2 separate regions of the Homo sapiens genome follow, and region 1 is linked to region 2. Evidence: read pairs that join two places in POLR2A ChIA-PET (ENCODE). Cell type or tissue: A673. All regions are shown on one strand. Links, peaks and the distances in the headings refer to the core of each region. The heading gives the core; the rest is flanking DNA.

Region 1 (4,410 bases), core at 217-4,216, 70 kb after region 2:
CACATAGATTGGAAGCAGAAAGCAAAGGAACAGAGACTGGCTGTTTTTTGTGCCTCTGCTATTCTCTTTTAGCTAGTCAGTCTTTTCTATATTCCCCTGTCTAAAATCTGGAAAGACTTCTGATTGACATACTAGGAAGCATCAATGTCCATCATGCCAAGCCAGCTAATACATGGCTACCCTAATTGCAGATGGGTTGCCCCTTAGTTGAGTGCCTACCTCAGCTCTAGTCCACAGCCATTCCTGCACAAAGAATAACAGCAATGCTATGGGGACCATGAGTGGGGCAATTTAAATATAAGGGAACATTAGATGGCAGCCATGGTAATGTGCATAGTAGATCTTCCCTCAAACCTTTGCATTCTTCCCCCCCTCAGGCTTTTTTCCCCTTCAGTAAAGCTTCTGAGTCATCCTTGCTCATTGCTTTCATTTTCTAACTTCCCATTCATTTGTCAATTTATTTTGTATAGTCCGTGCCACCACCATTACCCTAAATCTGTTACCTCAGCTGTCCTCAAGATTCATAGTTGCCCATTTCCGTTAGGCACATTTTAGACCTAACCACTCTTCATTATTTAACATTATTGACCTTTTTTTTTTCTTGAAACTTTATCCTCCCATATTTTTAACACATCACTTTCTTCTGGATTTCTTTGGTCATTCATTCTTAATCTCCTTTGCCAGCTCACATCATACATGCCAATATTTCCCACAGTTCTGTCCTTATATTATCAGTTGTGTCCAATCTTTTGGCTTCCCTGGGCCACATTGGAAGAATTGTCTTGTGTCACACATAAAATACACTAACACAAACTATGGCTGATGAGCTAAAAAGAAAAAATCACAAAAAAAATTTATAATGTTTTAAGAAAGTTTATGAATTTGTGTTGGGCCGCATTCAAAGCCATCCTGGGCTGCATGCACCCTGGGGGCTGTGGGTTGGACAAGCTCGTTATAGGTTTTCTGTTGATATATTACAATAACCCTGTTATAAAAATTCATTATTTCATCATGCGAAGCATACTTTTGCCTAGTGAGCATTGGTTCCTTTAGTAGTTACTCACAAATCATGTTGATAAAACCCAGTCTAGAATTTTCTTCAAAGATGCCCTCTTCTATACAGTGAGGTGTCAAAATATGCCTATTCTTCTGAAATTTGAAGAAAGCATTTTACATTGTTTATTTCACTTACTTTATAATTTATGGGAGGGTTTGTTCATTTTCATTATGCTTCAGACTTACACCTGAAATCGCTGTTAACAATTTGGTCATTTCTTGGCCCAGGCTGTCATTCCTCTTCATTCCCTATTATTACTATCTCTATTCAAATTTCATTTCTTCCAGTAGGCCTGGTTTAGCTTCCAGTATTTCTGCCCTTTATTCTATTCCCTAGACTGCTACCATAGTGATTTTTTTCTAAAATACAGATATGATCATGTCATATCTTGCTTAGAAGTCCTCAATGATTTTTCTCTATCTCTGTTCAGGATAGAATCTATACTCTGTAGCCTGAAGGCCTCATAATATGGCCACTACCTACCTTCCCAGTCATATCTTGCTGGACCATTCTCCCTTTCTGATTCTATATTCCAACTACACTGCTCCCTAAATACTACTGTTGCTTAGTCTTAGATAACATTCATGACAGTTGTCAATGAAAAAATGCCTTCTATGTGTTAAATTATTGTAGATGTTTACAGCTAAGTTAACAAAGGTCTGTTGCTGAGGGACCATTTATTATACAAGCACGGCTAACCTTATTTTACAAATTGGTTACTTTCTTATAACTGTCAAATTTGTGTGTCCAATTTGGCATTTGTTCGCACTATTATTAAGATTTTCTGACAACAAAATATACAAGTAAGCAAACTTAGCCCCAGTCATTAATAAAATTCTTATTTAAGCATCCTAATACATATAATAAGGAATGATTTACTTTTTCAAATATGTAACCTGTTTATATTTCATTTTCCTAATCAACACACTAGTTTTGTGTACCTGAACAAACTGCTTTAATTTACCAATATTATGCAAATTACATAATTTACTGACTATTTTATGGAAAGGTATTGTGTATCACTGTCTTACCTCTCTTTTCAATTTTCTCTCTTATCTTTGAGACTGTAAATCCACTAGACATTAGAACTGATAGTTGTTGAATAACTGTTAATTGAATTCTTAATTTTTATTGTTTGGAGATCCCACAAGTGAACTAAGCAATATTCTTTGAGACTTCTTTTATTAAGAAGAGGTGAAGGAAGGGGGAAGAAAAGAAAATGTTAGTCTTTCCTAGATGGTTTAGGACATGAGAAGTTTCCCTAAAGTACACTTAGTTGTTCTGCTTATGTAATATTCTCTGGTTAGGTGAATTGCTCCTAAAGCGATTAAATTTAACTCAACATACATCTATAAAAGTAGAGATTACATCAGCCACAAAGGGTTGTTGTGAAAATAGGCTGATGTGTTCAACACACGTACTGTCACATGTTAAGCCCTTAATTAGTGACAGCTGCTATAGTGGGAGACTGTAATATAAGTGTTAAGAATACAGATTTCATGGTCATTCAAACTGGAGTTTGAATCCTGGCTTCCCATTTATCAGCTCTGTGAACATGGGCATGGAAATTCAATTTCCCCATCTATAAAATGGGGTGTAAATACATATAGGAATGTTATAATGTATTAAAGTAGGTACTGTAGTAGTAGGTGTATAACAAGTACTCAACAAATGACTTGTTTCCTAACACAGAAATATTAACCCAGACATTACTGAGCTGAAATCTGGCCAAGAATCAAGGACCAAGCAAAAACAAATTACAATAAAATCTATGAACAGGCAAAAATGTCACACCAAAAAAATGCATATGTGTTTTTACTTTACTCATGGAAGTGTCCCTCAGGTTCCCATGTAGTGTCCATTACATCTCCATTGCTTGTTAGGTCACTTTAGGTGAGTCTCAGACAGTTCCACTTTCCTTTCTGTGAAATGAAGGAGTTAACTAATTTCTAAAAGTCTATTAATTCTAGAGACTTCTTAATTCTATGTGTATAGTGTCTGAAATTTATTCTCTTTGGGCTCTTTTATATTAATTTCTTTAAAAAGTAAATTTAAAGTGTAGCACCTATGCACAAGATTCACTGTATGACAAGCTCTGTGATGAACTTCTAGTCCAGCATGAAGGGCCAACATTAGAATGATTATAATTTTAGTGGAACAATGTAAATAAATTAGAAGAATAAATAAGAATGATTGGTTTTATAGAAATGGTGAACACTGGAAAAAGCTTCAGAAACAAGTTATGATAGGCTATTCTGCAGTTACAAATTAGCCCCAAGTTTCAGTGTTTGAAAACTATTAAGGTTTATTATTGCTAATGATATAGTCTAACATTGGTCAGGATTGGCTCTGTTTCACATAGTCACTCAAGAACCCAAGCTAACAGATGCTCTAACATGTCAACTCAGCCTGGATGGTTGCCACAGTCGAGGAAAAGAGAGAAGAGCTAGAGTTTTGCCCCAGTCTTAAATGCATTGGTACTTTCTGACTCAGAAATGACAGACGTCTTTTCCACTTGTGGCCTGTTAGAATGAATCAGATGGCTCTACCTAACTGCAAGAGAATGGGGAATTTAGTGAGCATAAATGCTTCTGCTATATTATATGAGTGAATTCTGAAAAGGTAAATGGCAATCAGTCTGGTGAATTAAGAAGGAGGAGATGAAAAAGAAACTCTTCCTCTACTGTGAAAGTGAAGACGTTACCTTTAGAATTTAAAAGTGGATGTTAAAAGAAGTTAACTACTGTATTCTCTTAAGCATCTGGAAATTGGAACATAGTATAAAAAGATCCCAGAGAGCTGAGAATAAGCCCTGAGGCAGCTCTATAGTTTAATCTTGCGCTTCAAAGTATGTGTGAAGATTTTTTGTATAATTACAAAATACTGATTAATTAAATAAGTACTATGAATTTTATAGAGTTGTTATTTTGTGAAAGATGTGATAATGGATAGATTCCATGTTTTAGAAGATTGCTATTACCTGTGCCTAAGGATCCCAAGTGCTTAGCACTACTTCTAAAAAAAAATTCTGGTATGCCCAATCACAGTGCTTAGAAAAACATAAACTCTAAAGGGTTATCTTTTTACCTGAACTTGTAAAGTTGCATCAAATGAGAGGATAGCCTTCAGTGAATCAGCCTGTAAGGTATCACATGCATCCTATTTATTAAAAATAATATTTATGGAGGTCACAAAAATAGTATTATTTAAATACACAGTTAAAATTGTAGTTAACATTAATGGAGGGTGTATAATGTGCAAGGAACAATGCTAATTATGTGCATTATCTCTGTTAAATCTTACAGTAAATCTATAAGATAGGTACTGTTGTTATTCCCATTTCCAAACTTCTC
Region 2 (4,410 bases), core at 144-4,143:
GAGGCTCTAAAAAAAAAAAAAAAAAAAAAAAAAAAACCAGCAAGAAGCTGTGAGTGACACAAACTTTTAGAGGATTTGTATTAAAAACTTCCAGGTTTGCAGACACTATGAAATCTCTTAGTTCTTATTTAAAGTTTTACATAAAAGAAAAATTTGGCAAGGGGGAAATTGTTTTCTCCACCCTGGAGCTGTAAAAATGAATGAACATCTCATTAGCTGAGAATTTGTAGGTCTATGCCTGCTGGGATTTCAAAGGGCATATATTCTTTGGCCAAATATGACTTTGGCATATAGCCAGTCTCATAGGAGCATTAGTTGTTGCAGCTTGAGTCTGTGTTTGAGTGACTAATGTCATCTTACCTTGTTCTTGCCATGACCTAAACTTTGGAGCAGTTCTTCAGCTGGATTTGTGGTGGACCTTGCACAAAATTATACAACCTTCCTCAGTCCTTCCACTGTCAGCTGGTGTCCTGCAGGCTTCATCTAGAAACAGACAAAAGCTAGTCTGAAAATGGCAGTTACCAAGTAACAAAAATGAGTGGGGCCTTTTAAATTCAACAGGAAAACATAGTCAGCAAAACCACACAAAAAGAACAAATCAGATGACATCTAGTAGCCTGTTCCTTCTGCCAGGTTATTTACGGTTTCTGACTGGTTGGCATGGATTAGCTCTCTGATTCGGGTAACAAGTTAGTTATTGAATTACCAGGATTTTGTTTTGACAGAAATTTTCCTTCAGAGTTACCTTTTTTGCCCCCTGAATCCTTTTGGTTTTTTGATATCATATATAGAAATTCATTACATAAGGATTTTCAAATATTTTTGGAAATGGTCACAGTAAGAAATTGATTTTATACTGTGACAACACACACACACACACACACACACACACACACACACACACACTTGCTAAACTAAAACAAAAGTTCTATAGAAAGTATATTCACTCTTACTATGTATGATTCACTTTAATATTTTCCATTTATTTCCTTCCAGACTAGTCTAGACTAGTCTGTTACAAATGTTTTTGGCTGCCTATTAAATTAATTTCGCAACCCATGAAAGGAACATGTCCTGCAGTTTGAAAAATATTATATTACTTGAACCATGGTTTTTAAATGACAATTTATAGCATTCTGATGAAATTCAAAGTATAACTAGAAAGTGAATTTAATCAGTTTCCAGGATTGTTCCTGTGGTATCTGTAATTCTGCTTATCCAACTCCTCAGTGAAATTGTAATGCACCTATAGTGTCACTCTTTTCTCTTTCGATTCTGATGGTTAGATGTGAAAACTATGTATTTACATCAGTTTCCTTTCTACATTGTCAAACAGACAGGTTCTTTGGAGCTTCTTCCAGTGTTTTACCCAGGAGGTTGGGAACATTGGAGAACATCGTGCCACTTGGCTGTGGTTGGGGTGTATGCAGAGATAAAGGAGTCCATACCGGAAACAGCGTGCCAAGGAAGTGCCAAGGCTTAATCAGAGCTATCAACCTGGAATCAGCACCAGGAAAGACAGGGTAGCCAGCTGTAAGCCAAGAAAGATGGAGACTGAGTGTCATGGGCAAAAGGAAAAGGCAGTGGAGCATAAGGCAGTTCTGAACCAAAGAATAAAATGCTATGAGGGCTCTTGATACTGTTCTATGGCTCTGGTTAGGAGCATGCTTCAAATGCTTGAAGAGGAAACACCAAAGCTGTTTCCCAGAGCATCACACTAGAATAAACTTTCACACTTACCCATAATAATTAATCCCATGAGCTATTTTCCCTTAAGAATCTGATATTAAGTCAAAGTTTTATAGTTCTCCTCCCCATTTGCCACTATATACGGTATTATATAGTGGCAAATGCCACACATTACATTATTTCATCTATAAATATGTCAGTATGTACATAAAAATGACTTTTTAAAAACAAAACCCCAAATCCGTCATCACACCTAAACATTTTTAACAATGATTTCTGAATACTATTCAATGTTCACCTAGTAGTATTCACATGTCCCTATACATTTTTTCTTTGCTTTTACATTTTATTTATTCTAATAAGGCTTTAAATTATTAGGGCCATACATTTTAATACATTTTAATTGGTTGATTGTCTCATTTGTCTTTTTTCATTTGTAACTTTTTTTTTTTTTTGAGTGGTTAAAAGGTAAAATCCAAAACGTCTTTAAATAATGGGACTTTTTCCAAGGAAATGCAAATTGTTTATTTTGCTTACCAAAATAAACATGTTTACCAGATGAGAAAAACACCTCCTGGCCTCTGCAAATAGGGAGAAAAGCTTGCTTATGGTGATATGAGATCCAAGGTGATGAAAACTAGGCCCACCTCACTGGGCTCCATTGTTCCTGAAATCTCCTTCATTGGATTCACTTTTTTATACTTCAGAATAGCCTCTTTTTAAACACAACTGCATTAAACTCCCTTGCTGCCCACCTTCTACTAAGAGGATATCTGTTAATCTCTGTATGAATCTCTTCAGTTCTTTGATAGCACAATGTCTATAAATGATGGCCCAAGGGATGACAAGCGTGGTGAGTCATTCAAAAGCCAGTACTATTCAGCAGAGTTTTAATGTTGAGTGCATTTAGCTCTCTTCTAATTCATATAAAGTTGATAATCATGGATTTATTGCTTTTTATGTGATGGTACACACCAGGATAGGATGCCAGTTTTTCTATTTCCAGAAGGTGTTTCCCACATTCACTTGAATAAACTAACTTTCTGATATGGTTTGGCTGTGTCCCCACCCAATCTCATCTGAAATTGTTCCCCACATGTCTTGGGAGGGACCCGGCGGGAGGTAATTGAATCATGGGGGCAGTTACCCTCATGCTGTTCTCATGATAGTGAGTGAGTTCTCATGAGATCTGATGATTTTATAAGGGGATTTTCCCTCTTTTGTTCAGCACTTCTCTTTCCTGCTACCATGTGAAGAAGGACGTGTTTGCAGTTCTCCTTCTGCCATGATTGTAAGTTTCCTGAGGCCTCCCCAACCATGCTGAACTGTGAGTCAGTTAAACCTCTTTCCTTTATACATTACCCAGTCTCAAGTATTTCTTCATAGCACCATGAGAGTGAGAATGAATTAATACACTTTCCCATCACCATTCAACAGCCATTTCCTACCCTTCGAAGATTATATAGCATGTCATTGGATATATATATATATATCCAATGTGTATACATATATATGTGTGTGTATACATATATATATATGGATATACATATATATACACATATATATATATGGATATACATATATATACACATATATATCCATATATATATATATTTTTTTTTTGAGACAGAGTCTCACTCTGTTGCCCAGGCTAGAGTTCAGTGGCACAATCTCGGCTCACTACAACCTCTTCCTCCCAGGTTCAAGCAATTCTCTTGCCTCAGCCTCCCGAATAGCCGGGATTACAGGCACATGCCACCACACATGACTAATTTTTGTATTTTTAGTAGAGACAGGGTTTCACCATGTTAGTCAGACTGGTCTTGAACTTCTGACCTCAAGTGATCCACCTACCTCAGCCTCCTAAAGTGCTGGAATTAGAGGCGTGAGCCACTGCGCCTGGTCTGTCATTGTATTTCTAAGCTAACAAGAATTTAGAAACTATAAACTGTAATTTTTATTTTCTCTTTTTCCTTTTTCATGTTATTATTCCTTTATCTTCACCTGGATTTCTGGGTGACATGAGTATCTAGAGCTATGTCCAAAAGTATAAATGCCATGTGACAGCAACCCACAATATCATGACCATGTCAATTTTTAAACCATCTTTATTGAGGTATAACTCACATAATGTAAACTGTACCCATTTTAAGGGTACAGTTCAATGATTTTTGACAAATGTATAATTTGTGAAACCTCCACCCTAGTAAAGACAAATATAGAACATTTCATCACCCAAAAAGTTCCCTTATGTCTCTCTGCAGGCATCCACCCACGCCTGGCTCCAGGCAACCACCGACGCCTGGCTCCAGGCAACCATTGATCTGTTTTCTATCAATAGAGATTAATTGTGCCTGTTCTGAAGTTTGATATAAATGGAATCATATGGTATATACTCTTCTGTGCCTGGCTTCTTTAGCTCAGCATAAGCCTTTGACATTTATCCATCTTGTGTATGTTGATACTTGTTCCTTCTTATTGCTGAAAATCATTCAGTGGCTGCACCATAATTTGTTTATCCATTCCCCCTTTTGATGAACATTTGGATTATTTTCAGTTTTTGACTATTTTAAGCAAAGCTGCCAAAACAAATGTATACAAGCCTGTGAGGACATATGCTTTCAGTTCTCTGGGCAAATACCTAGAAGAGGAATTGATGATAAGTGTATGCATAACTTTATAAGAAACTACCAAAGTGTTCCCCAAAAAGATTGTATCATT

What was found. ChIA-PET counts read pairs that join two places held together with the same protein. Peaks named below come from ENCODE experiments on the same cell type or tissue, not always from the same donor. Only the 100,000 strongest peaks of a DNase experiment are listed, where the experiment ranks them.
Region 1: POLR2A ChIA-PET joins it to region 2 with 6 read pairs; 4 of 35 experiments call an interaction of 5 or more read pairs at or near these places.

The regions. Positions count from the first base shown.
Region 1 is chr10:91,420,668-91,425,077 of GRCh38, forward strand. The region is part of intron 1 of HECTD2 (HECT domain E3 ubiquitin protein ligase 2); the gene reads left to right. All of the region lies in intron 3 of HECTD2-AS1 (HECTD2 antisense RNA 1), which reads right to left. Among named protein-coding and RNA genes, the nearest start is that of HECTD2, 13 kb to the left of the region's middle. In A673, for the core only: no CTCF peak of the experiment used is centred there; a DNase peak (open chromatin) is centred at 2,484; H3K27ac peaks cover 1,686 bases.
Region 2 is chr10:91,350,397-91,354,806 of GRCh38, forward strand. HECTD2-AS1 (HECTD2 antisense RNA 1) reads right to left here. Exons shown (of 5, transcript NR_024467.1): 4 at 361-483. Among named protein-coding and RNA genes, the nearest start is that of HECTD2, 58 kb to the right of the region's middle. In A673, for the core only: no CTCF peak of the experiment used is centred there; no DNase peak of the experiment used is centred there.